Regions from separate parts of the Homo sapiens genome. Here all the other regions are linked to region 4. The links are chromatin contacts, found by Hi-C or POLR2A ChIA-PET in ENCODE. All regions are on one chromosome and are shown on one strand. Each heading gives the region's core, a stretch centred on a gene start or an enhancer-like site at or near the end of the contact. The rest is flanking DNA. Distances are from core to core; before and after follow the strand shown. Region 1 holds the start of GPATCH2L (G-patch domain containing 2 like). Region 2 holds the start of GPHN (gephyrin). Region 3 holds the start of ZFYVE26 (zinc finger FYVE-type containing 26). Region 4 holds the start of SIPA1L1 (signal induced proliferation associated 1 like 1). Region 5 holds the start of PALS1 (protein associated with LIN7 1, MAGUK p55 family member).

Evidence for each region. A loop is a pair of places that touch in the nucleus more often than their neighbours do. ChIA-PET counts read pairs that join two places held with the same protein, here RNA polymerase II (POLR2A). Pooled maps may share reads with other maps.
Region 1: a map of CD8-positive, alpha-beta T cell shows a loop between it and region 4 (24-fold over the local background). The contact joins the promoter of GPATCH2L here to the promoter of SIPA1L1 in region 4. A Hi-C loop is called at or near these places in 2 of 168 maps with a recorded cell type or tissue (CD8-positive, alpha-beta T cell and naive thymus-derived CD4-positive, alpha-beta T cell) and 5 of 50 pooled maps.
Region 2: a map of ascending aorta shows a loop between it and region 4 (15-fold over the local background). The contact joins the promoter of GPHN here to the promoter of SIPA1L1 in region 4. A Hi-C loop is called at or near these places in 2 of 168 maps with a recorded cell type or tissue (CD8-positive, alpha-beta T cell and ascending aorta) and 9 of 50 pooled maps.
Region 3: a loop to region 4 is called in a map of naive thymus-derived CD4-positive, alpha-beta T cell, with 33 times the contacts of the local background. The contact joins the promoter of ZFYVE26 here to the promoter of SIPA1L1 in region 4. A Hi-C loop is called at or near these places in 1 of 168 maps with a recorded cell type or tissue (naive thymus-derived CD4-positive, alpha-beta T cell) and 6 of 50 pooled maps. POLR2A ChIA-PET finds 5 or more read pairs at or near these places in 1 of 52 experiments (naive thymus-derived CD8-positive, alpha-beta T cell).
Region 5: a loop to region 4 is called in a map of vagina, with 15 times the contacts of the local background. The contact joins the promoter of PALS1 here to the promoter of SIPA1L1 in region 4. A Hi-C loop is called at or near these places in 2 of 168 maps with a recorded cell type or tissue (naive thymus-derived CD4-positive, alpha-beta T cell and vagina) and 8 of 50 pooled maps.

The regions. Positions count from the first base shown.
Region 1 is chr14:76,149,598-76,154,966 of GRCh38, forward strand. GPATCH2L (G-patch domain containing 2 like) reads left to right here and starts at 2,325. Exons shown (of 10, transcript NM_017926.4): 1 at 2,325-2,394; 2 at 4,757-5,369. The coding sequence starts at 4,767.
Region 2 is chr14:66,505,562-66,510,513 of GRCh38, forward strand. GPHN (gephyrin) reads left to right here and starts at 2,586. Exons shown (of 23, transcript NM_020806.5): 1 at 2,586-3,030. The coding sequence starts at 2,967. RefSeq lists silencers at 2,631-2,820, 3,171-3,320 and enhancers at 3,411-3,570, 3,821-3,870.
Region 3 is chr14:67,814,725-67,820,361 of GRCh38, forward strand. ZFYVE26 (zinc finger FYVE-type containing 26) reads right to left here and starts at 1,866. Exons shown (of 42, transcript NM_015346.4): 1 at 1,810-1,866; 2 at 1,046-1,322. The coding sequence starts at 1,239. RAD51B (RAD51 paralog B) reads left to right here and starts at 5,055. Exons shown (of 11, transcript NM_133510.4): 1 at 5,055-5,129. RefSeq lists enhancers at 2,078-2,247, 2,298-2,397, 4,888-5,182, 5,442-5,637.
Region 4 is chr14:71,316,812-71,322,278 of GRCh38, forward strand. SIPA1L1 (signal induced proliferation associated 1 like 1) reads left to right here and starts at 3,665. Exons shown (of 24, transcript NM_001386936.1): 1 at 3,665-3,692; 2 at 4,311-4,370. It overlaps SIPA1L1-AS1 (SIPA1L1 antisense RNA 1), which reads right to left and starts at 5,037. Exons shown (of 4, transcript NR_184180.1): 1 at 4,863-5,037. RefSeq lists an enhancer at 3,144-3,303 and a silencer at 3,564-4,583.
Region 5 is chr14:67,239,208-67,244,010 of GRCh38, forward strand. PALS1 (protein associated with LIN7 1, MAGUK p55 family member) reads left to right here and starts at 2,228. Exons shown (of 15, transcript NM_022474.4): 1 at 2,228-2,326. LOC124903330 (a long non-coding RNA gene) reads right to left here and starts at 2,202. Exons shown (of 2, transcript XR_007064217.1): 1 at 83-2,202. It also overlaps a transcript of GPHN not described here. RefSeq lists an enhancer at 1,580-1,859 and a silencer at 1,840-2,809.

The DNA.
Region 1 (5,369 bases), core at 1,075-3,574, 4.8 Mb after region 4:
AACATTCTGAAAATCCACAAAAAACAATAGATAGGAGATATAATCATTGATAATGAAACCATTTCGGATATTGTATGGTGGCTTCTTCTGGTCATATTCCTTTGCGAGTATAGATTTAATTTCCTTTGTATGGGAATCATACTCTACATTTTTAGAGTAATCTTTTTATTGAAGTATAACAGTCATGCAGAAATGTACACAATCATAAGTCGATGGCTTTTCATGTCATTAAATATTCTTTTGCAACATTAATTTTTAAAAGTTGCAAGATATTCCACCCATAGATGTACCATAATTTAGTTAACTAACCCCTGTTGTAGAACTTCTGGCTTTTTCTAGTTTCCTCATCTCTCCCTCAGAAATGCTGCAGAGATGATTTACCTATATTTAACATTTTTGCGCCCATTTCCAATTTTTCCTTAGAATACAATTCTTTGGGGCAAAATTTCAGGGTCCAAGGTATGTGCATATTTTTAAATAAACTTTTTTATTTTAGGATAATTTTGGGTTTAGATAAAAATTATGAAGATTGTTACAGTTTCTGTGTAATTCACACTTTCTCCTATTATTCACTTTTTTTTTTTTTTTTTGTGACGGCTGAGTCTCACTCTGTCGCCCAGGCTGGAGTGCAGTGGCTCGATCTCTGCTCACTGCAACCTCCGCCTCCTGGGCTCAGGCGATGCTCTTGCCTTAGCCTCCTGAGTAGGGACTGGGACTACAGGCATGTGCCACCACACCTGGCTAATTTTTTGTATTTTTAGTAGAGACGGGGTTTCACCATGTTGGCCAGGCTGATCTCGAAATCCTGACCTCAGGTGATCCGCCCACCTCAACCTCCCAAAGTGCTGGAATTACAGGTGTGAGCCACCACACCAGGCTATTCACTCTTACAGAAGTATAACACATCTCACAATTGCAACCAATATTGATACGTTATTATTATTATTATTATTTTGAGACGGAGTTTCACTCTTGTAGACCAGGCTGGAGTGCAATGGTGCGATCTTGGCTCACTGCAACCTCCGCCTCCCAGGTGCAAGTGATTCTCCTGCCTCAGCCTCCCGAGTAGCTGGGATTACAGGCACGTGCCACCATGCCCATGTAATTTTTGTATTTTTAGCAGAGACAGGTTTTCACCCTGTTAGCCAGGATGGTCTCAATCCCCCAACCTCAGGTGATCCGCCTGCCTCGGCCTCCCAAAGTGCTGGGATTACAGGCGTGAGCCACCTCACCCGGCCCGATACATTATGATTAACTAAAGTTGATACTTTATCCAGATTTCCTTAGTTTTTACCTAATGTTCTTTTTTCAATTGCAGCGTCACACCCAGGACACCATATTACATTGTCATGCCTCCTTAGGCTCCTCTTGGCTCTGAGTTTCTTAGACTTCCCTTGCCTTTGCTGATCTTAACAATTTTGAAGAATACTGGTCATGCACTCTGCAGAATGTCCCTCAATTCGGGTTTGTCTGATTTTTTTTTCTTATAATTAGACTGGGTTATGAGATTTGGAAGGAAAGTACCATAAAGTGCCATTCTCATCATATATCATTCCACATACTATCAACATGATTTAGCACATAGTCTTGATCACCTGGCTGAATTACTGTTTGCCAGGTTTCTCCCCTGTAAAATCACTCATTTTCCCCTTTACAGATGTTGTACTTTTGGGAAGGAAGTCACTATGCACAGCCCACATTTAAGGAGGCAGAAGTTATGCTGCAGGATGGCTGTCTACATAAGTTATTTGAGATTCTTCTGTGGGGGATTTATCTCTTCTTCCTCATTCGTTAATTTATTCAATCACTTATATCGGCATGGGCTCATGAATATTTCTTTTGTACTTTGAGTTATAATCCAATATCACTTGTTTTATTGCTCAAGGCAATTTGAAATGTTCTGAGTAACTCAGTGCAAAACAACCTCTTCCAAAGGTTGTACCAGCTCACAGGGTAGACGTCATTAAGATCCATTTCCCCTCAACTTCACAGACCCATTAAAAAGGTCAGAAAGCAAGAGATAAGCTGACATCCCTGCCTAGCGCCCAATTTCTGGAAGCCCCTAAGGAAGATGAGGCCAGCATGCAGGGGTCTTTCCCCACGTGGGGCACCTCAACCCCTGAGACGCCCTTTCCCGGCCAGACCCTATTCAACACCCCTCCTTGTCCCCTGCCCCATCTCCTGGCTTCCTGTGGCTCCGCCCACCGCGGGGCGGAAGTGGGTGTGGCCACGGGCGGAAGCACTGGGTCAGGGGCCCAATCGTGCAGCCAGCCCCTCCCACTCGCCACCGCCCCACCCCTCCGGCCCAGACCGGAAATGAGGTCAGAGAGGGAAGCCCCGGCGGTGAGAGTCGGCCCAAAAAGCGGCGGCCGTTGGAGGTGGCTGCGGCAGCTGGTGAGGGGGAGGAATGGGTTGAGAGTGTTGGGGTCCTGGGGGCTAGTACCAGAGGGGATCGGAGCGCCAAGCCGCGGCTGAGCGGCTAAGGGCGTCTTGGGGCTGCGGCAGACGGCCGGAGGGTGAGGGTGGTGGGGCCTTGCTTTTCAGGGCCCTTGTCCCCATCCCTGGGGATGTGGGTCGGGCCGTCTCCGGGGCCACAGCCCCCTCTTCCCCTTTCTTCTTTCTGCCTCTCTGGGGCGGGCTGCAGCCTGAGGGCTTGGTGTCCCGAGCCATGGTCGCCCCAGCCCTCAGGGACGGGCCGGGGCGTGGTGGAGAGTCCTTCGAAACACAGTTTTTGTCATATATGTGGCCATGTTGCGACCCCCGATCCCGGAGGGAGCTCAGTCGCCAAGACTTGCATTTTGGCAGTTTCTGCCCTAGAAGAGCCGATCCCCGCCCCTCGTGAGCCCAAATGAGCAGTTGCCTCCTGCCTCTCCCACCTCCTACTCCGCCCCTCACTTCCACCCTGCTCCTGTCTCTCTTCTTACTTGCTGTCCACCAGCTACCCGTTCCTTCCTGTGCGTGACTCAGCCTCATCTCTGCCCGGGTGCGTGCCTGGCCGCCGGGTCCTCTCGAGAGTGTGCATCCGCGACTGGAGATGGGGAGTTCTAGGGTTCTTTTGTCACTACTGTTGGAATTACAGGCTTTGAGGCAGGAAAGGATTCTGCACAGGCATTCGACTGCAAGTTGTTTGATGACTTCGTTCCATGTTCAAGTTTGTGCTGTTCTGCCTGAGGTTTTTATTTGTTCTTTTGTTTTTGTTTTTTGTATTTTTGTTGCCTGAGTTTTTAAAGCAGTAATTCTTTATTAGGGAAGTAGATTTTGACATGCTGTTCCCACTTGTTTCTTTATTTTGGTCTTAGGGACAGTTGTCTCCCAAACCTCAATCATGGCATTTTAATCCACTTTTTTTTTTCCCATTTTTTCCCCTTCTTTTCACAGGTGTTGATAAACCACTTCTTAATGCTTAAAAGAACTTGGTCTTGTTTAAATGTATGTGCTTTTGGACACTTTGAGAAGCTTCGTTTGTATGGTAGTTTTGGAAGTAGGTGTCACTATTGCTCCTACAGGTGTGGCAGATAAGCCAGAGGACTGTTTTCCTGTCTTTAAGTTCATTGGCATAGGCACAGCATGAAAATAGGTTTTAGAAAGCCCTTTGCAAAGTGAAAACTGAATGAATGGGAATATGGTCAGAGAGTGGCACCACTTAGAATTTTAAGCTGATCTTGAAATACTTTGGGCATAGAGGCAAGAGAAAAGTGCTAAAAATTTAATATGTATTTAATTAGATGCTGTACAAATTAAATATTTCCCCTTAAGGGGGAATTTTGAAGATTGCTCCTACTACTGTCATTTCTTGAAATGTTTGTCTCTGAAGTGACCCCTGAAGTGTGATGTTTGGTTTGAGGATGAACAGAAAAATAAGAAATTTTGGAAAGCAGTTTGGCCAGAAATCTTAGAAACTTCACCCTATCCCTGTCATTTCAGCTGCTATTGTATCCTAGTTTTCTGTGATTGTGTGGCACTGAAGCACATAACTAGGACCAACATTTATTTTCTGGAGGGTAGGAGAGGGGCTTAAAAATTGTTAATTATTCAAAAATATATGACATACTGTATAAGGTTCTATACCTGGTAGCTTCCAGGTGGTAGTTGGTACCAGAATGGGCGCAAACTTAGTCTCTTCTCCATTCTGACTTCAAACCTGGGTCACTACAATTTCTTGGATCACGAAAACTGCATTCTTCCTTAAATGGTGTCACTAAGTTGTCTTTCTGTTTCTTTCTGCCATGGTCATTGTCAGCAGTGACCCCAGGCCAAAGAACAGTTTTTCATTCATTCTCAATACCTCGATGAGACCATGTGCTACTCTGTGTTTCCACAACTCTAGTGTGATTTTGAAGTTGTATGTTTTTCTGTTCCTGTCTAGTGAGACAGTCTCTAATCTTTCTGGATCTCATCATTAGGTAATTCAATGACAAGTTTAATTGGGGAAAAGAGAGAAGGATCTAGTCCCCCGAATTTGTTTTGGGTCCTGTCCCAGTTGTCTTCTGGTTAGTAGGTTTTTGTGCTTAAGAATATGTTGACTTCAGGCATTTAACAAGGGACAAAACATCTATTTTTAGTGACTTAAGGAAGTGGTAGGAACAGAATCTAAGTGTAGCCAGATGAAAGGTGACTTATTTTGTTTAGACAGGCAGAACTGTGGACTACCATGATCTGTTTCATCAAATTATTCCAAAACAACAGATCCTTTTTCAGGCTTTCTTTTTCTTTTTCTTTTCTTTCTTTCTTTTTTTCCTAAACTTCCTTTTGGCAGATGTGGCCTCATGGATGAGCTGGTACACGACTTAGCCTCAGCCTTGGAGCAGACATCTGAGCAGAATAAGCTTGGTGAACTGTGGGAGGAGATGGCGCTGAGCCCCCGACAGCAGAGGCGGCAGCTTCGGAAACGCCGAGGTCGGAAGCGTCGTTCTGACTTCACTCACCTGGCAGAGCATACCTGCTGCTACAGCGAGGCCTCTGAGTCAAGTCTGGATGAGGCCACTAAGGACTGTCGAGAAGTGGCTCCGGTGACCAATTTTAGTGACTCTGATGACACAATGGTAGCCAAACGACACCCAGCTCTCAATGCCATTGTCAAGAGTAAGCAACATTCTTGGCATGAATCTGACTCCTTTACTGAAAATGCACCTTGTCGACCACTCAGGCGCAGGCGGAAGGTGAAGCGAGTGACATCAGAGGTGGCTGCTAGCCTTCAGCAGAAGCTGAAGGTGTCAGATTGGAGCTATGAGAGAGGCTGCAGGTTCAAGTCTGCTAAGAAGCAGCGTCTGTCCCGCTGGAAGGAGAATACTCCCTGGACCTCATCAGGCCACGGATTGTGTGAATCAGCAGAAAATAGGACTTTCCTAAGCAAAACAGGAAGGAAAGAA
Region 2 (4,952 bases), core at 1,336-3,835, 4.8 Mb before region 4:
AGTCAGTAAAACATAATGAATGTTAATAAACCTCCATATACTTTAGAACAGGGGTCCCCAAACTCTGGGCCATGGACAGGTACCCATCTGTGGCCTATTAGGAACCAGGCCACACAGCAGGCAGTAACCATTACTGCCTGAGCTCCGCCTCCTGTCAGATCAGTGGCTGCATTAGATTGTCATAGGAGCATGAACCCTATTGTGAACTGCGGATGCGTGGGATTTAGGTTGTGGCTTCTTATCAGAATCTAATACCTTATGATCTGCAGTTTTCTAGAACAGCTTCATCCCGAAACCATCAACCCTCCCCATCTCCATCCATGGAAAAATTGTCTTCCACAAAACAGATCCCTGGTGCCAAAAATGTTGGGGACTGCTGCTTTAGAAAATTTAATTCATATCCACCCTTCCCACTTAAATTTTAATGAATTTAACCATCACCCCTTTTATGAATGCAGAAAGTTAGTCTCTTGTCCTCTTATTATTGATTTGTGAAATAAAGTGCCAGTTTTCTTCCATGAATAATTACAGAATATTCTAATTAAAGGAGTGCTTATTTAGTCTACCACTATACTTAAAAGGTACTTATTTAGTCTACCATCTTATTTAAAGGATGAAGGAAAAGGCCCAAATTTGTTTAGGGTCACAACCTGTTAGTGGGCAGGTTTAGACCTTACGTCTAAGATAGATGTAAGACAGACGATAAGCTCAAGATATTTTCTAATCATTTAGAGTGTGTTGCAGAGAATAGAGATAGGTTAGGAAGATAACAATATAACCAACTATTTGCTCTTCATGTTTAGTTTGAGATAACGGAAATCATTCTCTTGGACATACTTTCTTATCTTTATCTCTCATTTCAAACTAGTTAACAACCCGTTGGCCACCAGGATCTAAGGTGACAATGATAGGGAATGAGTTCATGACCTGGCTTAAATTTTTAATTACTGTCAAAAATACCAGCAATACACATACTAAAAACAAAAACAAAAGCAAAAAAGCCATTAATTTATTTTACCCACTTCAATTCCATCCATCATCTACTTTTAGGCCCCATTATTTAAAATGAAATACATAAGCACGTGAATCTTCAGAGGATGGGTAATTTCATGTTCCAACGGAACAATAAAAAACTCATAATCGGCCAGGCACGGTGGCTCACACCTGTAATCCCAGCACTTTGGGAGGCCAAGGCGGGCGGGTCACGAGGTCAAGATCTTGATCGAGACTATCCTGGCCAACATGGTGAAACCCCGTCTCTACTAATAATACAAAAATTAGCTGGGTGTCGTGGCACGCGCCTGTAGTTCCAGCTACTCGGGAGGCTGACGCAGGAGAATCGCTTGAACCTGGGAGGCAGAGGTTGCAAGTGAGCCGAGATCGCGCCACTGCACTGGAGCCTGGCGACAGAGCGAGACTCCGGATCAAAAAAAACCAAAACCAAAACCAAAAAAAAACCTATCAAAGTGACTTTGAAATTTGTGTATAAACACTGATATACATCTTTTAATACTTTGCTTTTCACTTTTATGCCTCCAGGTTACTACAGCTAAGAAGAGAAAACATATACATATGAGTGTGTGTACACACACACACACGCATATAACTTTTTAAAATTCAGAAGTTGAAAGGTCCAGAACGATAGTAAGAAACTAACGTAGAATAGCCACAGGTGATTAATAACACGTTTCATGAAAGGCACATGGAAATAAATGGCAACAAAAGCTACTTTCATGGTAATCTCACATCCCACGAATACTGAAATGAAAATCGCCGCGGCAATGGACTGTGGTTCAGGTGGAACACGTTCTCGTTCGCTAAGGAGATTGATGCTTTTCATCTAAAAGCAGCGCTCATGGCGAAGAGGCTTAAGGCCACAAAACCGTGGGACAGCAGGAGGAAGAGAAGCCAGGTATCTCCACTCCAGCTGCCCTGCCTCAGACTCCTCAGTTTCGCACGTGAGGATCGTCTTGCAGGCACTGACTGGAGATGGAATCCTAAAGCATAGGTGAAGCGGAAATCCTCCTTCAGGGAGAGCCCACTGAGGAAGCCAGCGGCTAGCACGAGGCAGGACAGGATACCTCCCTCTTCGCCCACGGCGGCCTCTCTGTCATAGTAGCCACCGTTCTGCCACTCATGCAGCTTTCTAAGACACCTCTCGGTTCCCCAGCGCTTTCAGTGGGGCGGCCGGCCATTCCCGAGGGTTGCAAGAGGAGGCCCGGGGTGCTGAGCCAGCCTCGCTGCCCCCGCGTAGAAAGCCGGCCCGCCGGCGAGAGCCAGCCTAAGGCGCGGACAACCAACGAGGTGTCAGGCTCGGCAGGGGATTGCTTCTGTCTGGGGCCCGGCCGAGGTTGCGTTCGTGCCTCGCGCGCACACGCTCCGCGTTCACTCAGCCAATCCGGTGCTACTCGCGCGCCCAGGAGCGATCCGCGGTCCTACTCAGGCTGGGCCGGCTCCTTCCCGCTCCCAATACTCAGCACCCGAGCTCTCACTCCTCCCCTCACTCTCCACGAGTTCCACGCCTAGGGGTGTAGCTCCGCCCTTGTCCCCGAGTCCGCCCCCGCAACCTCCAGAGCGTGTGCTATCCTTTCCTCTCAGTCCTGCCATCTAGCTGCCTTGGGTCTCGCGCTCCGCAGAGCGTTCCGACACTCTCCGGCCTCGTTCTGCCGCCTCCGCGCGCTCTCCCCGTGCGGCCACCGCGCCCCCCAAGCTTGCCTCCTTCTTGCCGGACTTGGGGCCGCGCGCCCTGACTCCTTCCCCTCCCGCGGACCCGCGCACTCCCGGCGCGGCCTCTCCCCCACGCAGGCCACCGTGCACTCTGTGGCCTCCCCCTCCTTCCCCGCTCTCCTCGCGCTTCTCTGGCTCCCTAGCTGTCGCGCTCTCCTCGGCGAGCGCGCTCCCGGCCCGCGCGCTCCGGGCTCCGGTTTCTCCCGGCTCCTGTCAGTGCGGTGACTGCGCTGGGAAACATGGCGACCGAGGGAATGATCCTTACTAACCACGACCATCAAATCCGTGTCGGAGTCCTTACAGGTAACCGGGGGAGGAGGTCTGGGACCTATGAGGCTGCTGTCCCTGCATTGCCTTAGGCTTTTCGCCTGTGGTGGCCCTTCTCTGCGGCCTCGGGAGGAGGGAAGGCTGAAGAAGGGAACCGCGGGGGTGCATTTTACAACCGCTGAGAACCGCCGGAGATTGGGGGTGTTCCCGCGGGTCCCCTCCCCCAGGCCCCAGGAGCCGGGGTCGACCCCGTGGGATGTTAGGCCCCAGCGCCTTCGGAAGCAAAGTCCTGGGCCCCCGGGGACCGAGGGGCCGGTGCGGAGGGCGCTGCGGGGCTCCGCGCTGTCGGTGCAGGCGGCGGGATCCCGGCTCCGCAGTCTGAAGCATGCCGCTCTCGGCTGGCCTGGGCGCATCCTCCGCTAGTGCTCTTCAGAGAGAGGGGGGAATCCCATCTCCACCCCCTTCCTCTCCTTCCCTTCCCCCCACCTGGGCGGCCCCACGCCAGTATCTGTGCTTGCCTGGACGAGACTCAGGTGTTAATCAGATGAAACTGCTCCTCCTCGGGTTGTCCCTCGCGGGCCGGGCGTCCCCTCAGCCACCCATGGGGCACCCTTCGCCTCCCTCGGGGGATGGGGGATCGGCTTGCGTCCGGACCTCGGAAAGTGTCTGCCTTCTGCCTTTCCGCGCAAAAGGCCCTCTGTCTGCCTCGTCGTTTCCTTAGCGAGGACGGGCTGCAGCCTGCTGCCGGGGATCCAGCTTTTTACTTGAGAGGGCAGGATTCCCCTACTCGGGCTCCTCTCCCCCTCCTTTCTGGGAACCCCCACCCCGGTAGAGCGTCCCGAGGCTGGTGAGGAGCGCACTTTTCCCGGGTCGCGTTTCCCTCCCTCGCGAAAGCCGTGTGTGTTCTGCATGTCTGATTCCGTTGCGCTGAATTTGGTTAATATCCGTCACTTCGGCGATCGGCAGTTGCTGCAGGGCATGACTTCCAAGATGAACAGCAAGCGGATTTGTAGGGGTTTCTGCTGTGGTTCTGTAATTGGCAAGGTTTATGTGTAATTGAGTGGCGAGACGGGGGTTAAAGAACTATATTTGGAATCTGAGGGCTTAGTTTGGAGTGAAGGAAATCCAAGACTCAGTGATGTGATTTCGGAAAAAGAAGCAGTGTGGACGGGAATCCTAGTGTTTCCCTTACTTCTTTTTTTAATTTTTTCTTTAACTGTCAAATTCTGACAGGTCGAGACGGTGCTCGAGAAGGGACTAAATTGAATAAGACTTGCTTTTATTATTAGGTAGAAAAAAAATGTCTGAGACTGCCGGCAGATATTGAGTGCAAAGCTTAATTTAGCTGCTGAATTTTATGAAAAGGTGATATCCAAAGCCTCCTTTTTTCTCTTTTAAGTAAAGGATTGCCTTTCCCTGGTATTCTTTCCGTATATCGATGGTGATTAATTGAATTTTCCTAATTAAAAGACCCTTGGATAGAGAAACTAGTCTAAACCAGTTGCAGAAAAGGGAACCCCCAAATCAGAAGGTGCGCTGTTCTCTTCTTTTGGTCCTGAAACTGTTTGGGTATGTGAAGATTCAGTTGTATTTCAGAATTCCTGGAGCTGACATTGCCAATTTTCGAATAATCTGATGGTGGGATGTCAAAGTGTATATCTTTTATCTACCCTCAACTTGCACTTTAAATTCCAGCCATTCTTTGACAATAATAGAGTAGTGAGAAACCAAAATATGTCAGTTGTCTGTGGAAATAAAAAAGGCCATAGATGTTTAAAAGTTAAACCGTAGAAACATTTTTAAAATGAACATTTTCTACTTAAGCTTTCCATTAAATAATAGTTTCATTTAACGAATCAACTTACCTTTGTGAAGTGACATAGCAGATAGGTGTTGTACAGACTGCTTTGAAAGATGCAGCCCTTATCTGGTGTCCCTACAGTCTAATATGGATAACA
Region 3 (5,637 bases), core at 616-3,115, 3.5 Mb before region 4:
CATACAAATTTATTTTTAACTATATGCTAAAAACAGGACTTTAGGAATTCATAAGCCTTTCTTTGAAGTTAGGAATTTAGACGGTAACTGGCTAGATCTCAAATTAAAGGAGAAAAAGAAAAGGAAGGGATCACTTAAGTTTCTCCATCGTATATGTGCTAATACAATATGTAAACAGTATAGCATAACAGTCAAAGGAAGGAAAACCCAAGGAAAGACTTAAAACGGTACATTTGACTCCTACATCACCAGTGGTTACTAGCATCACCAGGAGGAACTTCATTGAAAATCAAGGATGGAGAACTGTGGTTGCCAGGGAACAAGGAGGGGTTGTTGTATAAATACAAAGAGGTAGCACCAAGGAGTGAGGGAATTCTTTTGTGGTAATGGAACAGTTCTGATCCTTATTACAGTGGGATTACATGAATCTATATATGGATAAAACTGCATAAAACTACAAATGAAAAAATGAAGGCAGATTAAGAAAATGCTGAAAACCAAATAAACTCTGTAGTGTCATTTAAAGTAATGTGCCAATGTCAATTTCATGGTTTTGATATTGTACTACAGCTGTATGAGACGTCGCAATTGGGGCAGACTGGGAAAAGGATACGCTGGACTCCATTATTTTTGCAGCTTCTTGTGAGACTGCAATTATTTCGAAATAAAAAGTTTTAAGTAAAGCGACAACAATATTTTCAATCTCATAAGCAAGAAGAGAGCAGGGTTTGCTTTTTTGGAGGCAAAGAAAATAGTTTTCAATGCAGTTCCACCATCTATATTAACGAGGATAAACAAGAAATGGCAGTTTCAGGCACACTTTGGCAGCCAGGCTTACATTCAGTTGCAGATGATAATCAAAAGCCAATATTGACTAAGTAATGGATGTATACTATAGAGGTAAAATTTCAGAGCACGTGAAATACACTGTGCCTCTGCTTATTCTTCAGAGGGTAGTTGAGTGGGGGCACATTGACCAATGCCCAAATATTGAACCACATGTCTCTCACCCTGGGACCGTCTGGTAGGAAAAGAGATCCCTTACCTCAGCAGATTTGGACACACCACCAATGCCTGAAGTATGTCTTCTACCCTCTTTGGGATATCCCCTTGTCCCTCCTGTAGCTGAGGTACACATGCCTGTGCCAGCTCCCATTCTCCCCTCCGCAGGCATTCGCAGAAAAATCCAAAAAGCTGCTTCTGCGAAGCAGCTTCCTCTTTTCCAAATGGATGATTCATTTTCCCAGCACAGAGTGCAGGGAGATACAAAGAAATGAGTTATGCCGAACACATTCTCAATGTTCTCATTCGCGGAGTACCTCCTAGAAACAACACAACGCCAGTGAGAAGAAACAGAAGGCACTGTATTAAGACAAAGCAGCAACTACTGGTCCGCCTGGGAAAGGCGGGACTTGCTTGCCTAAGTATCGTTTTCAGTTTAATTTCCCACGTTACTTTTTGAAAACACTTTCTTCAAGGGGTGGATCCCATCTCTTCACGCGGATTCCTATATTTAATAATATTAATAGTCATATTTGCTCCGGGCGCAGACCCATAACTCTACGTCCGTATTCCCTACTGAACGTTATGCCCAGTCTTGACTCCAAATCCCCAGGTGGTCGCCTCCTCAAGAATGAGAAATTCAGCAGGAACCTCCCTAGTTTGAGCCCTCTGTTAAGGCAGAGGATTGACGACCAGGAGACGAATCTGTGTCATAAGTGGAAAGCAGTGTGGGGGTGGGCCGCAGGGACGCTCTCTGCGGGGGTCGTGGAGAGGGGCCCCTCCCTCTCAGGGGTGTCTTACACTCACCTGCTCCCGGCGCCCAAAGCAATAGAGCTCTCAGCGCAGCCATGTTTGAGCCGAGTCAGGTGACAGAACCCACTCCGAACAGCGGTGGTGGGGGTGGTGACAAAGACTGAAAGCCCCACTCCTATTGGCTCAAGGCAGGGAAGATGAAAATTAAGTGCCATATTTGTTTGAGTCACGTGACGCCACCTCTCCGGGAGTAGGGAAAGCTAGAAAGCTCGGAAAGAGGAAATCAGCTACCTGGCTGCGGACCATCTCCCTCAATTGTGACAGCTCCGGCGCTCAATACTTTCAGTTCTGCATTCGGCCGAGCAGGTGGCAGGAAGAACTGTGACCCTGGATTTTTTTTTTTCTTCCACTCTCTTATCTCCTTAACATGTGAAGTCAACATTTATTGAACGCCAACCAGTGATGGTGTTTTGCCAGGCGCGGGGGATACCCGGAGCTAGGAGAACTGGGTTCTCCTCCATTATTATTCTATCTACTGGGCTCTTTTGTTCCGGAACTCTGCGGTCTGAATTTCCATATTCTTCTGCTTCACTCCATTCATTTATTTGCACATTTACCCTACAACTGTTAATTGAACGGTGTGCTAGGCTTTATTTTATTTTTTTAGAGACAGAGTCTCTCTGTCGCTGGAGTGCGGTGGTGTGATCTCGGCTCATGGCAGCCTCGAACTTCCTGGATCAAGTAATCCTTAAGCCTCAGCCTTCCTGTAGTAGCTGGGACTAGAGGCGCGCGCCACTACACCGGGCTTAGGCCCTATTCTCTAAGTTGAGTAAATGGAGGTCCTTCTTCTCAAGGGAGATGCAGGCCAAAAATTAGGAGACGGTGGGCTAAATTATAAGACAGAAGTATGCATAAGAGATCAGAGAGCAAAGAATGAGCAAAGGCTTTTTCGCAAACACAATAATCTGAAACCAAGTCTTTTGTTTTGAGACAGAGTCTCGCTCTGTCTCCCAGGCTGGAGTGCAATGGCGCGATCTCGGCTCGCTGCAACCTCCGTCTCCCGGGTTTAAGCGATTCTCCTGCCTCAGCCTCACTGTGTAGCTGGGATAAGCGATTCTTCTGCCTCAGCCTCACTGAGTAGCTGGGATTTACAGGCGCGCGCCACCACACCCGGCTAATTTTTGTATTTTTAATAGAGACAGGGGTTCACCATGTTGGCCAGGCTGGTCTCGAACTCCTGACCTCAGGCAATCCGCCCACCTCGGCCTCCCAAAGTTCTGGGATTACGGGCGTGAGCCACCGTTCCCAGCCTGAAACCAACTCTTGAAGTAACGGCTTACTAGGTTTGCTCACCACAGCTGCCTTACACCAAGCCTTTTGTTTGGTTTCCCTGGTGTGCTTTAATCACAGACTCTCAGCTTTCCTCACTATGTGTGTTTCAGGTTTAGTAATTTCATTCAGCATTTCCCAAACTATTTAATCACCAAAGGGTGGTGAAAAGAGCAAGTTAAAACAAACAAAACGTTTTCTTCCAAAAACTCTTCTGTGATTGGTGGATTGTCCTCGATTCCTGAGAAAAGTAACATGGCTTTCTGGCCCATTAAGGTTTTTTTTTTTTTTGAGGCAATGTCTGGCTCCTCTCACCTCAGCCTCCCAAGTAGCTGGGATCACAGGTGCCTGCCACCATGTCTGGCTAATTTTTGTATGTTTAGTAGAGGCGGGGTTTCGCCATGTTGGCCAGGCTGGTTTCGAAATCCTGAGCTCAAGTGATCTGCCTGCCTCAGCATTCCGAAGTGAAACCGCCTTTGCAAAATTATAACTGAGGAAATTATGACAGTGAAAGAAATCAGACCTAACCGACTCTATCTTGCTTCTAACCGTTAAGCTGTCCTTGTTCATTCCTGGGCGTAGGCTGAACTAACTTTGGGGAGGAATTCAGTTCATGGTTTGACTCTGAAACAAAATTGATAACAGCCCTTTCCGAAAAGACCCACTTCTTGCCTGGGGACCAGTCTGCCTTTGCAGGACTAACAAATTAGCTACAAGTTTAGAAATTACAGTTTAGAGGTCATGCAGCCTCTGGCTCCAAGAGTCTGAACCTCCCCAAATTGCTCCCGGGGGTGACATCACTATTGCAAGCCCTAAGATCAGTGCTTGAGATATTTTGTAGACCCTGCACTCCATGGATCAGCTGACACCACTCAGACCAGTAATTTGGCGCAACCAGTTTTGCCATCACACCCAGGAACAGAAGACATTAAGAAAACCTCACTTCGACCCCTTATGATTCCATCTCCAACCTGACCAATCAGCACTCCCCACTTCCTAAGCCCCTACCAGCCAAATTATTGGTAAAAACTCCGATCCGCAAATGCTCGGGACAACTGATTTAAGTAACAATAAAACTTCAGTCTTCCGCACAGCTGGCTCTGCGTGAATTACTCTTTCTGCATTGCAATTCCCCTGTCCTGATAAATCGGTTCTGTCTAGGCAGCTGGTAAGGTGAACCCATCGGGCAGTTTCAAAAGTGCTGGGATTACAGGCATGAGCCACCGCGCCCAGCCTATTTTTTGTATTTTTTTGTAGAGGCGGAGGGGTGGGGGAGGGTGTCTCACTATGTTGCCAAGGCTAGTCTCGAACTCCCAGGCTCAAGTGATCCTCCCGCCTCGGTCTCCCAAAGTGCTGAAATTACGGGCGTGAGCCACTGCGTCTGGCCCCTTTAAGCCATTGTGAAAAGTGATGATACACGAAAAAAAAGATTTCCAGGGCCGAGAGCGGTGGATCACGCCTGTAATCCCAGCGCTTTGGGAGGCCGAAGCGGGCGGATCACGAGGTCAGGAAATCGAGACCATCCTGGCTAACACGGTGAAACCCCGTCTCTACTAAAAATACAAAAAAATTAGCCGGGCGTGGTGGTGGGAGCCTGTAGTCCCAGCTACTAGGGAGGTTGAGGCAGGAGAATGGCGTGAACCCAGGAGGCGGAGCTTGCAGTGAGCCGAGATCGCGCCACTGCACTCCAGCCTGGGCGACAGAGCGAGACCCCGTCTCAAAAAAAAAAAAAAAGAAAGAAAAAAGAAAAATTTCCAAACAGGGTGTTCCCTTGTTTCACATTCTCTTTGGTGATGGTCCTGCAACAGATTTTGATAATCACTATATTGAGAAACTGCTTCAGATTCGATCTGTTAGGCTGATCATAGTATTAACTACAATTCCCAGCAAGCCGCGGAGCCAACCTGGGCCTCTGCCGGCCTCTGATTGGATACAGTAGCCAGAATGACGACTCAATCAGTGCTTCGGTTGTTGCTTTGCGGCGTTTTCCGCGGGGAAACTGTGTAAAGGGTGGGGAAACTTGAAAGTTGGATGCTGCAGACCCGGTACTGGAAAGTTTCATGTGGGGTGCCGTTGTGGGGAAGTGGGGTTCGCTCATTATTTCCTGCTCCTTCCCTAGGCTCGTGGGTTTCGATATTGGGGGAGCGGAGATTTTCTCTTGGGTGCTGGTCACGCCCCCTTAAGACTCGGGATCGTCACTAAGAACCCCGCTGTGAATTGGGGGAGCTTCGGGCCTTCTTTTGGTGGGGAATGCTTGGAAGCTGCTCATTGTTGGAAAAAGCTCTTTTTAGGGGATTCTGGGTGATGTTTCCGCCTGTTGCTGCCCATCTTCCTCCCCAGCCCCTTCCCGCTTCGGGCAGCCTGTCATTAGGGGAAGTTGAGGGACTCTCCCACTTCAGGTGGTGTTGGAGAGCGTGGAATCTGGAGTCCGGTCCCTGGATTCGAATGCGAGCTTCACACCAATTGTCAGCTGTTTAACTTTGCCCAAGTTTCTCAACTAGTTACCTCAGTATCCTTATCTGTAAAGTGAGGTAAAATATCCGAAGCCTTTGG
Region 4 (5,467 bases), core at 2,415-4,914:
TTGATTAAGGAGGAGAAGATGTGAAACAGTCCTTTAAAGAGGAGGGAAGAGCACAGGGAAGTATAGTAGTTTTGCTGTTAATTGATTAACAGAACGTTATAATTATTTATAACAACGTTATAAAGTAGTTGGTGTTTTAAACTTGTAATGAATACTACTATGTAAATGAGAGAAGGGGCATTTGCTAAGGAATCCAGTATTCATGTAAACAGAGTTACATCAATAAGGCTAAAATAATAACACCCTAAAATTAAAACAACATGGGATATCATTTAATCCTGAATAATTTTGAGGGCACTTTGGACCTTTGTAATGATTTAGAGTAATCTTTCTAAATATCACTTAGAATAATGCCCTGCAGATGTACAGCTACTGGAGTTCTGAATAGGCCAGTTAAATCAGATTTTAAATGTAAAACATGCAAATGTGAGTCAGTGTTTATAATATTAAAAAATACATAAAATTTGTATGGTAGGCCTCTGTGTCAAAATTCATTCTATATTTGGTATACACTATACATTAGGGTGTTTTGTTGAGTAGAGGTAAATAACCAGAGGGAAATGAATTCACCTGGGTTTTAACGAAATAAGAAGCAAATAGGGAGGGAACAACATAGCAAATGACTAGATGTTCTTATCACTAGAAAGGTTACATATCCTTTGTGTTGGAGGGCAAAGGCAAGGGGTTGAGCAGAGATGGGTAGAGGAGCCAAGACAGTGGACAGGAAGTGGACTGAGATCTAGTCTGTGCTCTTGGCAAACTCTCCATTCCGCATTTCCCTCTTCTGCTGCCTGACATCTGCTATTTTGAAACCTAGGAAGGTCAGGAAGATACAGCAGGAGTGACTGACCTAGAGAATGTGCAGTTGGAAACTAGGCTTTGGTAGCTTTCACTTTTTATCTCCTTTAGAAACACGGATGAAAGTTCTGCCATCAGTGAGGGATAAATAGTAGCCCAGGGCCTTGAAAAAGCAGTTTTAGATCCCTGGGACAATTTCTACTATTTTACTATGTCTGAAGATTAGGGAGGTTATTTTTGTAATTTGAGGCCAACACCCATCTCTTGAGCCTTATATGAAGCACTGAAGAATGTTAATAGATTTGGCTAGCATTTGGGTCAATTATTTCAAATGGCTATCTGGGAGTCATAAAACAGATGGTCCTGAAATTGTACTGCGTTGGTGGATGTAGATTGGCAGCCATCTTTTAAGGGCAAAATTATGTTAAAAGCTAAGCCAGAACAAATGAGCAACAACTGATTTATAATATTTTGCAATGTTATGAAAAATGGTTCCTTAAAACAGATTCACAGGACTGATGGTGATGTTCCATTGTGTTTCTTTGTGAAAATGTGATATTAAACACACCAGTAAATGAATCTGAGGCCCTCCGTCCTTCCCCTCCTCCCTCCCTCCCTTCCTTCCTTCCACAGATCTAGTCTTCGCTCCTTCCTTCCTTCCTTCCTTCCTTCCTTCCTTCCTTCCTTCCTTCCTTTCCTTCCTCCCTCCCTCCCTCTTTCCTTATAGTTATTTTGGGAGTATGGATGTATTTAGTTTGGGTCTTTGGTTTTAATTAGAGTATTTATTAAATAACAAGGAATCTGCTTTGAGTTAGTGTAAAAGCAAATCATGAACTATAGATTACCTTTGAAATTACTGTAACATGGTCAATATTTTTGTTGTTTTTGTAGTTGGGACAAGATAAATTTTAAAATAAAATTGTCAACATTTAAAGAAAATTGTCAACATATAGCTACTCTTTGTGAAACTGACCTACTATAAGATGAAACTTTTTTTATCATTTGCTGTAAAAGGAAGATTTGTTATTTATTGGAAAATTTTATAGGTCTAAGAGCTCTTATATTAAATTATATATATATATATATATATATATATACTCACACATACATATGTGTATATATATTTAGATGCAGGATCTCACTGTGTTGCTCAGGCTGGAGTGCAGTGGTGTGATCAGAGGTCACTGCAGCCTTTAACTCCTGGGCTCAAGTGATTCTCAAGCCTCGGCCTCCTGAATAGCTGGGACTACAGGTGCATGTCAGTATACCTAGCTAATATTTTTTATTTTTGTAGATACAGGGTCTCTCTATGTTGCCCAGGATAGTCTCAAACTCCTGGCTTCAAGCAGTCTTCCCACCTGGGCCTCCCAAAGTGCTGGGATTATGCATGTGAGCCACCATGCCGGCCAGCTATAGAATTTTAAAGCTGTAATAACCTAACATGTGGGGTACCCCCCACAGATGAAGAATCAGAGAGATTAAATAACTTCTCAAGGAGACTCAATTATTAGTGGCACAGAAAAACGTAAACCCTAGTTTGCTGACTTTGTCTAGTATCACTTAGGTTTCTAATACACAAACTTTCATTGACAGGATTTAAACTTGCAAGTGACTTACAAGTTTTGACTGCCTAGTCCTCATATGCTTAGGTTATGCTTTAGGTTTCTAGTTCTGTGGGACTGAGTTAAATAATGGTTTCCCCATGTTCATGGATAGGAATTTTAAAAATTGAGATATAATCCACATACAATGGTATCTATTTTTACTCATTCATTTTGAAATCTAAAGTTTAACTTCTATTCATAATATCCATTTTACTTAGGCAGTGAGTATATAATAACCCTCACCTCAGAAAAGTTTCTACAGTTAAAAGACACGGGCTGAGGAGAGTTCATCTTCATCCTTACTAGCATTTTGGAGTACGTATAAAGGCGTCTGCGGATGCCTAATGATTAAAAAAAAAGTTCCCCTCACCATGGTGAATAGGGTTTTTACGAGAAAAATATGGAGAAAGCAGAGATTATTACCATTGAAAAAGACAAGGTGTTAACAGAAATGGGAGGGTAGCTTGATAGAGTCCAAACTTGACTGAACTCTCTAGGTTAGGGCCAAAGGCAAGTACTGAGGACAGGCATGGACTGTTGCGTTCAACTTGTCAAAAAAGTGGCCAATATGTAGTATGGACCAAGCCTATAGAGGCGCTGAGAATACAGAGATGAATGAGCCAGTTCCTGAAGGAGCCCAGTCTGCGTGTGTTTGCGAGTTGAGAAGAGGAGGAGGGAGGCAGCATGGGGAGTGTGGGGATGGAGGAATTAGATTGAAAGAGAAGGCCGAAAAACTGAATATATAGTAGAAATTTGGGGTGCAGATATGTGCTGCCTAGAAAGGCAGAAACCTGTCCCAGAACCTCTTAATACATTAGTCTCATTTGCCAAATTTGGCCAGATATCATGACTGTGGTCCTCTCGAGATGCCCTCTTGAATCGGCTTAAAAATTATCCTTCCGCAACCACCCCTAGCTTTCCCCACCGCCAGTGCGCCGGGCAGGTTGAAAACTGCACCCACGTTTGCAGCCTCTGCTCTCCGCAGGAGACAGGAATCCAGGGCTTTGCCGTCGTCATAGCAACCAGAAGTTCCGCGGTCCCCTACCCTCCCGCGACTTTTTCCACTTCCTCCGCCTGCAGGGCCCAGCCGCCGCTTCTCTCGCGAGACTTGTGCGCCGCGCTAAGCCGCTCCGTGGTGATCTCACCCGAGACTTGGGGGAGAGGGAGGAGTGAAGGAGGGGAAGGAATGGGGCGGGAGGCGGGGCGGGGAGGGGAAGGGCGAGTGAGGCGCCGCCACTGCCGGCAACTTTGTGAGCGAGTTCAGTGCGTGCGTGAGCGAGTGAGCGAAAAGTCAGTGCAGCGCCGAGTCCCCGGCTGGAGGGTCCCCGGGGAGGGCCAGGTCTGGGCCCCAGAGGCCGCCCCCGCAGCCACTCCATTCCCTCCCGCCTCTGTGGCTCCCTCCCCATTTCCTCCCCCACCGGTCGTTGGGGCCTTCCCGCCCCCGTCCGCACTTACCTGTCCCCTCCCCCATGCGGTACGCACCTCCTCATCCCCCCCCCGGCAACCTCGCGCCCACCTTGGACCTTCGGAGCCCGGACCCCCGCACTTGCTTCCCGTACTGGCCGCCCCCTCAGTTCTTTCTGCTGGCGGGCGGGATGGGGGCGCTGAGCCTCGGGGACGGCGCGAGCGGGGGCCCGGGCGCCTAGACAATAGTTGATGCCCAAGGACGGGGCCACCTCCGCCTTCCCCTCCTCCGGGAGCTCGGCCCCCGCCGGCCCCCCGCCAGCCTGTATTCCGGGTCCCCCTCGGAGCCAGCCTCGGGAATTGGGCTGATTCCACCCCCGCCTCCCTCGGGCCCCCCTCCGCTCCGCGCTCGGCGCCCGCCTCGGGCCGGCCTCGCCGCTCTCCGCAGAGGAGGCGGCGAGTGAGCGCGCGCCGGCCGTCTACACGGTTTCTCTTTCTCCCCAGGGAGAGCGCGCGGCGGACGCGCCCGGGACGCGCGGCGGCACCGGGAGGCCGGGCCGAGCGGTAAGTGGTCCCCGCGCCCGGGTCCTGGGGGGAGCGGGGGTGCAGGACGGCTGACAGCCCCCTGCCCTGTTTCTGGCCGGGGTTGGGGTCCAGGGCCCGGAGCAGGACCCCAGGAGGCCGGTTAAAGTTTGATTTTCGATTTGGTGGCTTGCTGGTAGCTTAGCCCGGCGGGGGCGAGTCCGGCTTCACCGCGCCCGGCGCGCGCGCACGCACCCCAGAACCCGAATCTGCACAACTACTGGGCAGGCGTCTCTGCGGGAGGCCAGGAGACCCGCGTCCCGGTCCGGGCGGTTGCGTCCACCCCGCTGAGCTGGTCGCCACCTGGCGACCCTTCCCCTCCAGTCACCTGGGTGAGCGCTTTGCAGCCTGAGCTGGAGTAGGCAGGCCGAGTTGGTTGAGTTGTGGGAAATGGAGACGAACAGCTCGGTGCCCGAGGGTGGTTAATTTCCCCTTTGGGGGTCTTGGGGACATGAAATTTTGGGATGCTCTAACCTGCTTTCCGGGGAGCGAGTAAACCGCGAAAGGGCTGGGAAGGCGTGAGGGTGCCGCAAAAAGAACTTTTCCTCCTTCGCCCCATCTGTTACCAGCTTCTCTCCTGACCTTAAAGGAAATTTCCGAGGCTCTTAAATCGCTCCACGGCATTTCTAGGTGGACCAGTAATCGTGTTGGGCAGGTTGAAATTTCATCGCGGTTTGGAGAACAGAGAGACATGGGAAATGGCTCACTTCCAAGGAAGATGTTTAGCTAAATTGTTGGCATTCGTTTTCTAAGAGAAGCATTTGGGGATTGATGGCTCCTAGACTACGATTACCTTATAGATTTTATTTTTCCTGACGGGTAGTTTAGAGGCAGCATTCGCTGAAATGCATACTACCTGTGAAACGATCATGTTTCTAAACTGGAGCCAGCGATGTGATGCAAATTTCAGAATAAAGGTGTCGACTTTCATCAGGTTCCAGGTCTATCTGGATGGACTGGGATTGGCGTTTCCTCTATAAAGCAAACCTTTCATGTTGAAACTCTGAGTCAGACTCTTAAAGCCATTGTCTTTATGCTGGTACTCTGTGGGAGTTAAGTGTCAACTTTCTCCTGTTTTC
Region 5 (4,803 bases), core at 978-3,477, 4.1 Mb before region 4:
AAGAGATTGGAAGTTACGGATAAAGATATACTATCTTTCCAAAGAGGTCCTTTCTTTGAACAGCTAGATCTGCAGTCCTTACCTGAAGATGATTTTGCTCATTCCTCCCCATGACCTTTGGTGATGTCTGGAGACATTTTTGATTGTCACATTGGGGAGGGTGATGCTACTGGCACGTAGTGGGTAGAGGCTGGGGATGCTTCTAAACATCCTATGATGCACAGGACAGTCCCCACAAGAATTATCCAGCCCAAATGTCAATAGTGCCAAGGATGAGAAATTATAAGCTAGAGAAAGAAGAATTCATTGACGAGCTGGAGGAAGCTTCTTGAATTATTATTTATGTTATATATTTAAGAACTTAGAGGCGGGGCACGGTTGCTCACGCCTGTAATCCTAGCACTTTGGAAGGCTGAGAAAGGTGGATCACCTGAGGTCAGGTGTTCAAGACCAGCTTGGCCAATGTGGCGAAACCCCGTCTCTACTAACAATACAAAAATTAGCCGGGCGTGGTGGCTGGCACCTGTAATCCCAGATACTGGGGAGGCTGAGGGAGGAGTATCGCTTGAACCCGGGGAGCGGAGGTTGCAGTGAGCCGAGATTGCGCCACTTTACTCCAGCCTGGGCAAAAGAGCGAAACTCCGTCTCAAACAAAAACAAAAACAAAAGAACTTAGAAAAGGAAGTAAGTCACACACAGTAACCGTTTTTTCTTTTGGGGTATGGCTAGTAGTTTCTAGGAATCCTGGAGACTTTATCTGGATTTCAGTTAGGCATTTCACCAGTTCTCATGGCATCTTTATGGAGGAATATGGGCCAAGAAGACAGTTCGGTTGTGTCGTCCACCTGTATTCGAAGCCTACTGAGAAATTTTTGATGGCAGGAGCATTAAGGTCTTTAGTGGCATGCAGCAGAGTTCTGTCCTCCGCTCTGTCTTATTAAACACTTGGACAGAATGCTGATCAGATTTGAGAAGGATAACAAATCTGGGAAGGGTAGGCATCCCCAAAGATCTTCACCACCAGGAACAACGGTTTGCTTCGTTCAGGCCATCACAGTGTCCTTAGTGAGGGACACCACAACCCATAGGCTGTCCAGAGGAGCGTAATGGGGAAGAATGTGAAAGAGCTTGAAAATCAGGACCTGAGGACATTGCGAGATGGAAAAACACCGTGGGACAAAATGAGGAAAACCGAGAGAAATGGAAATGGCATATACGAAGGCTTTGAGGGAGGACTGTGCCCCTGGGGGAAACTGTGCCCCCGGGCTGGAGTCACAGGCATAGTTTGGCCTCATAGAAGGAGAGGTCGATTAACAAACCTTGCAAGTGTTCAAATGTGGAATGGGCTTGCTCGGAAGGTACTGTCAAGACAGAGACCATCCGAGGGCTTTTATTGCAAGTGTCGAGACACATTGCTGGTGTTTCTCCTTAGAACGTCCTCCAATCTGCTCTGACTTCCGCCCGCACCCGCCTGAGTCCTGCCCCATTCCAAGGGTGGCACATCCAGGTCCCGAGGGCGCCAGCCATGCCCGGAGCACGGGCTGATCTGCGTAACTCTGTCCCTTCGGGAGACTTCTGGGAAATAGTTCTAGTCCTTGCTATCCTTGCTTTCTGGTTTTCAGAAATCAGTGCAGCTGCTGGCTTTATGCAGTCTTCTGCGGGACACTGCACACATCCAGGTGTTTATGTCATTTTTTAAAAAAAACAAATGTTAGATTGGGTGACTAACTTGACAGGACATGAGGAATCTCTTCAAGAGGAATCAGATTTTCTTCAGGATACGTCATCCAGAGACAAGAGCCAAGGGATGTAGAAACCCAGGGAAGCCTCGCGTCCCCACAAAGCCCGCCGGCCAAATCCCGAAGGGGCTCTACCGGGCCAGCTAGCCCGGAGCAGTCCGCGTTTTAGACTTAGAGGCGCGCGACTGCGCGCACCCGGCTGGAGCTGCGGAGAGGACCAATGAGCGGGCGCTCTCTCCGCTCCGGCTCGGGATTGGGCAAGCCGCGCCAGCCTCTCACGGGCGGGGTGGGACTCGGATCCGCGCGCCCACTGCGCCAGAGTCCCGGGGGCGCGTGCGCGGTCTCGCGGCGGCCGCAGGGGCCGGTCTCGCGCGGTCTAGAAGTGGAGTTGCTGGCGGCTGCGGCGGTGACGGCGGCGACGGAGGAGGCAGGCGGTGGGGCGGGGGCGGGGACTAAGGATTCTGAGGTGGGGAGTCGGGAGTTTCTGGATTCTTTATCCGGAATTTCAAGGGCCGCCGGAGGGCTGTCGCTTCTGCAGTGCGTAGGAGCGGCCGGGGCGGGAGGCTCCGCGGAGCCGAGGCGTGGAGGTAAGAGGCGGATCGGCGGCGGCTGGGCTGTAGAGATCTTAATCAACAGGTCCCTGGGAGCGCGGCGGGGGAGGGGCGGGCGGCCGGGCTCCCCTTCCCCCACACGCTGCGCAAACTCCGGCCAGCGGGAGACCCCTGGCAGCCAGGCGGGCTTCCTCAGGCGCGCGAGCTGCGGCCGTGGAGGGTGTGAGCCCAACCTTTGTCCCTCGGAGCAACGCTGCCTGCGCGGTGCCCGCTCCTTCTGCTTGGCTGGGCATGCACCTTGGCGCGGGCCACAGCCAGCCGAGCCCGAGGTGCAGGGGGCGCGGCGGGGAGTCGTCTGCCCCCTGCGCCCTCTCTCCGAGGTCGCGACGCGCGGGACTCTCCCGGCCGGGTCTGGGAAATCGGCGAGGGAACGCTTTCCTTTAGAAGTCAGAATGTAGTCAGCGTTCCTCTGCCTGACTCAGCTGCTGGTATTCTGCTGCTCATTGCGTTCTTAAACACGCAAACAGTTCCTGCTTCCTTGTGACCACTTTAAAAGAAAAGCCTAGTTTTGTTCATGGTTTCTGATACTTTAAGGTTGCACGTTGAACTTTGAAGCATGTAAATTGTTATAACCTACGTTTAATGAAGTTTGCTTTAAACGATCTTTGTAGTAAATTATGTAACTTTCTAATGATCATAACTCACCTTCTGTTGATTGACATACAGTAATGTGTACGGAATGTAGGTTTCGGTCAAAAGGTTTTTCTTGGCAGTTTATGCTAAAATTAAAATCTGATGGCTAGGAAGTTTTTAGATGTAGTATGGAGTGTGTGTTTTGTCTCCATACTCGTTTAGAATAGTAAGAATTTAGATTTGGAAAGTCAGTTGAACAAAAATTTTGAAATTTTGATTTGACTGACGCAGTGAAAGGTGTTAATATTTCTGATTTTTTAAAAAAGCAATATCATGTTTTAATGATAGTTTACTAATTATGCTTTTGGATTATACCAGAAGTTAATAACCTGTTAAATTATGCAATAGGAACAAATGACGTGTTGGTTATTGGTGTCTTTGAAGTATTGGTGGTAATGAAACTTATTAAATAAGCTTCCTTGAATTAAGAACTACGATTTTTTTTTTTTACTAGATCCCTGTGGACATAGCTATTGTGGATAGGTTTTATAGGCTTTCTATTTGCGGCAGGATGAGCTATTAAATTATAATGTAAGAGATTTATAGATAAAACAGGCAAAAATAGGAAAAGCAATTCATTATTTTATCTTTAAAAATCTGGTAAATTTTACCATGTACCTGAATTAGTTTTGGCAAGACGGACTTGAACTTGACAAATTAAGGTGGATTGATTAACATTAATTTGTTTTAGAATGTTAAAACGGGAGAGAATATATAAGTTCTACTTGAGGGTGACCCAAGTCAGTACAGTGGGTTTAGCTTTTACATGATCTTGAATTATGATTTTGATTAAAAATCTCATCACAGGGGCACGTGTTTTCAGGATCTCCTGAGGGCTGTGTCATGGAAAAAATAAAATTTATCACCCATTCCAAGAAATTTGATCAATTTTATATATTATTTACTGAAATGCCCTATTTCTCTGATATTTTCTGATTTCAGAGTGTCTAGAAAAAAATAGTATCTTGACATATGTGCTTATATAGAATATAATTGTCTTTTCTTTTTTTTTTTGTGAGACATAGTCTCGCTCTTGCCCAGGCTGGAGTGTAGTGGCGCGATCTTGGCTCACTGCAGTCTCCACCTCCCTGGTTCAAGTGATTCTCCTGCTCTCAGCCTCCCGACTAGCTGGGACTACAGGTGCTCGCCACCACACCTGGCTAATTTTTGTATTTTTAGTAGAGACGGGGTTTCACCATGTTGGCCAGGCTGGCCTCGAACTCCTGACCTCAGGTGATCCACCCGCCTCGGCCTCCTGAAATGCTGGGATTACAGGCGTGAGCCACCGCCAGAATATAATTTTTTTTTTTTTTTTTTTTTGAGACGGAGTCTCGCGCTGTCGCCCAGGCTGGAGTGCAGTGGCGCAATCTCGGCTCACTGCAAGCTCTGCCTCCCGGGTTCACGCCATTTTTCTGCCTCAGCCTCCCGAGTAGTTGGGACTACAGGTGCCCGCCACCACGCCTGCTAATTTTTTGTATTTTTTTTTTAGTAGAGACGGGTTTTCACCGTGTTAGCCAGGATGATCTCAATCTCCTGACCTCGTGATCCGCCCGCCTCGCCCTCCCAAAGTGCTGGGATTACAGGCGTGAGCCACCGCGCCCAGCCCTTATGATTTTTGATCATATACTTACTGAATCATAGGATCGTTGAGTTGGAAGTAATCTTAGTGGTTATATAGTCTAACCTCTTCATTTTCCATGAAAAAGAAAGTGAGGCTTGCAGGAGTTAAGTAATCCGTAGTCTGACTGCTAGTTAGGGGCAGACTTGGAACTACATGAATGCTAAAATGCTGTTCTCCATATTCTAAGTCTCCATATTCT